Linked DNA regions of Homo sapiens: region 1 is linked to region 2. Evidence: chromatin loops called from intact Hi-C (ENCODE). Cell type or tissue: gastrocnemius medialis. All regions are shown on one strand.

Evidence for each region. Peaks named below come from ENCODE experiments on the same cell type or tissue, not always from the same donor. Only the 100,000 strongest peaks of a DNase experiment are listed, where the experiment ranks them.
Region 1: it touches region 2 in a loop (9-fold over the local background); 3 of 110 quality-filtered maps call a loop at or near these places.

Annotation. Positions count from the first base shown.
Region 1 is chr6:157,234,540-157,237,039 of GRCh38, reverse strand. No RefSeq gene overlaps it. Among named protein-coding and RNA genes, the nearest start is that of TMEM242, 88 kb to the left of the region's middle. In gastrocnemius medialis, CTCF peaks have their summits at 1,165 and 1,364; DNase peaks (open chromatin) are centred at 1,359 and 1,981; H3K4me3 peaks cover 1,662 bases; H3K27ac peaks cover 625 bases; H3K27me3 peaks cover 1,480 bases.
Region 2 is chr6:156,775,427-156,777,926 of GRCh38, reverse strand. ARID1B (AT-rich interaction domain 1B) reads right to left here and starts at 549. Exons shown (of 20, transcript NM_001374828.1): 1 at 1-549. The coding sequence starts at 246. LOC115308161 (a long non-coding RNA gene) reads left to right here. Exons shown (of 2, transcript NR_163974.1): 2 at 496-1,567. RefSeq lists silencers at 1-65, 216-455, 476-825. In gastrocnemius medialis, CTCF peaks have their summits at 1,151 and 1,357; DNase peaks (open chromatin) are centred at 586, 1,020 and 1,336; H3K4me3 peaks cover 1,499 bases; H3K27ac peaks cover 2,399 bases.

The sequences.
Region 1 (2,500 bases), 460 kb before region 2:
TGACAAAACTGAATTTCTCCTCTTTAACATCCACTTCCAATTAGGACGGCAGGCTGCCTGGCATTCTCCACCTCTGCGTGCCGGGGATGGCGGCGGGGCAGCACCGGGCACCCGAGCCCGTCCGCAGGGGCACTTTCCCCCTCGCACCAAAGCTCCCAGAAGTGGGCCCGAGTCTGCGACACCGGCGCCGCCACGTGCCGAGGTCGGGACTGGTTAAATGCGGGTGCCTGGGCCCCTCGCCAGGGTGGGCTGACTCCGCGGGCCTGGCGGGCCCCGGGCTGCGGGGACCACGATTCACCGCGCCCCCGACCCTGGGGATGCCCGAGCACGCAGGTGTGGGGACCCGGCCAGGGACGGCTCGGGCGCTGCCCGGCTGATGCCCGCCGTCCCCCGCTGCGTCCCTGGCCCCGGACCCCACGGAAAGAAGGTGAGGGGTGCGGGCGCCCCGGGTCCACCTCGGCGGAGCAGCTCCCACGGCCCCCGCGGGCTCCTAGCTCGGGTCGTCCCCGCCGAACCCGGGAGGCCGTCGGTGTGCGAGCCCACTTCTCCCCCGCTGCTCCCAGTGGCCTGGCAGGTGCTGTTGAAGGCGGCCAAACCTCCGCACTTCCCGGGTCAGGGCCGCTGTGGGCCCGGAAGGCTGAGTCGCGGGGCCAAGCCCCACAGCCCGCCTCGGCCCGCAGGTCACCAGGGCGCGCTAGATGCACGGTCCCCGCCGCGCTCCGCCTGGGTGGGCCGCCAGGGTGGGGGATGTCCCCTGCGGAGTCCGCGGCAGAGCTGTCGGGTCCCTGCCGCCAGCTCCGCCGGCGCCTACGGGGTCCGAGGCCGACCGACCCAGGCCTGCTGAAGGGCGCTGGGGTGGGGCCGCCACCTGAGCCGGCCGTCACCGCCCGCCCTGCCCCGCGGATGCCACTTCTTCTCCTGGCCCAGAACCGGTAGCCCCCAGGCGGAGCCGAGCGCGGCCCCCGGGGGTTCCGAGAGCTAGGCGGGTGAAGTCTGGCACCGGTCTCCTCTCCGCGCTCCGCTCCCCTCCCCTCCGCTCCTGGGCAGCGCCCCTCCTCCGTGTGCACCCCAGGAAGGCGGTGTCTTACTCCCTGTCCTGCCCTCCCCACTGCTTGGGACCAGCTGCGACTTCCTTCACCCCGCAACGCCTCCCAAGGCAGCCACCACGGAGGAGTGAAGATTGTCTGAGGAATCTGGCTCTGAGTGTCACTGCGGCCGCAAGGGAGCGGGGCAGCAGCCAGGGGCCTCGGCTCTGGGCAGAGTCCCATCTTCGGCGGGGAATTGAAGGCTGGGGTGCGCTGCTCTCTCCGCAGCTGCCGGCCCCGCACACGTCTGTGCCCCACAGCGCCCCTCCTGGGCTCCACCAAAAGCCATCAGCTCGCAAGTTCCAAGCGCTGAGGAATGCTTTTAGAAATGGTTATATTTGGTCCGGCGTGGTGGCTCATGCCTGTAATCCCAACAACACTTTGGGAGACCGAGGCGGGCGGATCACAAGGTCAGCAGATCGAGACCATCCTGGTCAACATGGTGAAACCCTGTCTCTAGTGAAAATACAAAAATTAGCTGGCCACGGTGGCGCATGCCTGTAATCCCAGCTACGCGGGAGGCTGAAGCAGGAGAATCGCTTGGACCAGGGAGTCGGAGGTTTCAGGGGGCCAAGATGGCGCCACTGCACTCCAAAGAGAGACTCCGTCTCAAAAAAAAAAAAAAAAAAAAGAAAGAAATGGTTATATTTGAACATTGGCATAAGATTTAGCGTCCTGGGGCTTGGGTTCCCTTCCAGAGTAGTAAAGCAAGCCCAGGCTGATGCCTCCAGGGAGGGTGCCTGGCCCTGCGCACTCCACCATCAGCCTGGCCTGCTTTGGTCCCCACCTAACCCCTACCTTGCCTGAGTTTGTCCATCAGGCCCAGTTCTGACCACTAACTAGCAACCCAGGGACTCCCAGGTCACCACCCCCAAGGCTGAGTTCTCACTGTGTCTTTTCTTGATGACTTTGGCTGTCCTCAATGACTGTGTCACTGGCCGGAGAAATCCACCCTGCTCAAAGAAGGAGAGCATCTCCTCCCCCACAAACTCCCTCCTTTCCAATTTCCCCACTTCCTGCATCACTACAAGTTGCAATACACCAGTAGGAACACATTTGACTTATTTTGACGTCTTTCTCTCTCTTGCTCCTCTCAACACCAAATTCAATCTGCTCCAAATCTTGGAATGTCACTCAAATCCACATGGTGTTCAATGAAGGTTAAGCGTTGAAGGCCAAGAGTGAGGTGAAGGGTGTTTCAGGCCAGGAACAGTGCATGCAAAGGCAGAGGCCAGTGAAAGCACCTAATGGTGAGAACCAGCCAGTGGTTTGGGGGTCCCTACTGGAGGGCCCCACCACCTGGCCTTTGTTTCAGCAGCTGGGTCTAGTCTTCTAATCTTCTGCCATTCAAAACCTCCTCTCTCCTTGGTTCTTAAAAATACCCAGTGGCCGGCTGGGCACGTGGCTCACGCCTG
Region 2 (2,500 bases):
GAGTTCGTGACGGGGGAGCAGGGGGTGGTGGTGCACACTGTTCAGGCCGCCGCCGCCGTCGCCGCCGCCCCCCAGCATGGGTCCCGGTGCCGCCGCCGCCGCCGCCGCGCCGCGCGCCCCCGCCTCCAGGTCCCGGGCTCCGGGCGCCGGCCGCGGCCCGGGGGGCGCCCGCCGTTCGCCGCTGCCTGCCCGCGCCCGCGCCCGCGCCGCCGCCGCCGCCGCCGCCGCTGCTGCCCGCGCGGCCATGATCGCCGCGGCGTGGCGAGGCCGGGCGGGGGGCGGGGGGAGACAATAACCCCCACTTTTCAGGCCGCGGCCCCTCCTGTGCGCATCCACGCGGCCCGCCGGGAAGCCGCGACCCCCTCCCCCTCCGCAGGCCCCGCCGGAGCGCCGGGCCGGGCACGCCTTACGCTCTGGGCCTGCTCCTGCTGTGTGCTTTCATGGTGAAAGTTTTTAGTTCAGGTTTAAATGAAACTTTTCTCTTTTCCTCTCTAGCCCGGATATGGGTAAATACACGACTAGCTGAGCCTATCGGGCCCAGCATGGCTTGAGAGGCAGCGGGCGAGCTCGAGCAACTATTATCCACTTCGCTCGCATTACTCCCGCGCACTCGCAAAACGCGGACTGGACTCGTCCCCGGGCCGCCGCCGCCCGCCCCGGCGCAGCCTCGCGGGACCCAGCCGGGCTTGGGCTAAGGCTGGGGCCGGGGCCGGGGCCGGGGCGGCTCGGCGGCCGCTCGGAGCGCGGCGGCGTGGGGCGGCCGGAACCTGCACTTTCCCCCCGGGCCGCTGTCTCCTTGCCAACCGGGCGTTCGCATGTTTGTTTTCACGTCTAAAAGGAACGATACAAAGGTGGAAAACGAGTCTGACGAGCAGACAAAAGAGGGAGAAGGGCTGGGAAACAAAGTTGTCTATTGGCCTCAGAGGTTACAAGGAGCCGACGGAGAAAGAAAATATTTAGGCAATCTGCAAAAGCACGGTCTCTCCCAGGAGTTATGTAATTTTCAGAACGTTCGCCTCTGCCTTGATTTCGGGCCATCGGCGTAATTCCCACAACTTCTTCCAACTGCAAAATTAGGAAAGATTTGAAATGAAGGTTAGCCCCGGTCAGAGAGCCCTATGGCCTGTACCCAGTAGGTACTCAATAAATGCTTATGACTGACTGCACCCGCCCCAAAGAGAATGTTTACATAACTCTTTTTGAAGGCACCTTAAACACGTATGTAGGTTTGTCAGTGTATTTCCAAAGGAATATGTCCACGTATTCCCAAAGGAGCATTTTTCTTACATGCACTTGGATGTCCTCTGTGGAGTATGTACAGTGGTGTTTTCTGCGCCAACTTTCACATGAACATTTAACTCTTGGTGCCAGAACAGCGACAGCTATGGGTTAGCTCGTATCTTCATAAATCTATATGACACCTTTCATCATGTTTCAGAGCTTCGTGTGCACAGTTAACCCTCTCGATATACATTCATTTCAAAGAGATGTGGAACGAAACTAAAATATTATAGACATTATATTTAATAAATATAACTTCAATAATAATATAAAACAGTCAACTCTAGTCCTAATGTAGAAATGTTCCATACTTTGTTCTCTTAAAAATTGGTGTCTATTAACATTTTATAATGTTTTTAATATTTGCATTGTTATTAATGTTTTCAATATGTGCATTGTCCCCTAGTAACATTTTAAAAAGCAAGACTTCTTAACCTTAGGCAATGACCCACTTGTACTAGTGTGGACTCAGTTTTCATTGAGAGAAAGCATTTAAAACCTGGCAGAAACAATACTTACGGTTTTGGTAGAGTATAGTTTTCCAAAATTATTTCATTCTTCAGCTTTCCATAAAAACTATTTTAGTTCATTTCCACTGCAGCAGTGGTTATTTGTTTGACCAAGTGTAAATATGTTACATGACTAAATAGAAAAGGATTGATGGGAAAACTGGTGACTAATTGGGGTCGGGGGGAGGGAATCAGGTGCACACCCAAGGGTCATTATAGAGTGTAGAAACAACAAATTGCAATTCTACGCAAACAACTGGAAAACGGGATATATCATCGTGTGTTAGAGAGAATAACAGAACCATAAGATGAATTCGTGCCAAATCATTCATCAGTTTTTGCCAAGAGAATACTACATCTTTGTTAGTGTGCCTTTTTGACATTTTTTCCTGGATTTTCTCCCTTTATATATTCAAATACATACTAATTATACGCATTACACCACAGAAGTTGAATTTTTAGTTTTTCATATGCAAATATAAATATATGTCTGTTTTGTGTGTATATACATATATTCTAAAATCAATTACATATTTATGCTTTTAGACATAGTCAAACTAAGTATGTACACATCATCCTAAAAGTGCATTTTTTCAAATTGATAAAATATATCAAAGTCAGTTCATACAAGTGTAGCCATATGTTGTGGCTTATTTTCACAACTAATCCTAAAAGGGAAAATGAGTCACCAAGTTCAGCTATGGCCCTTT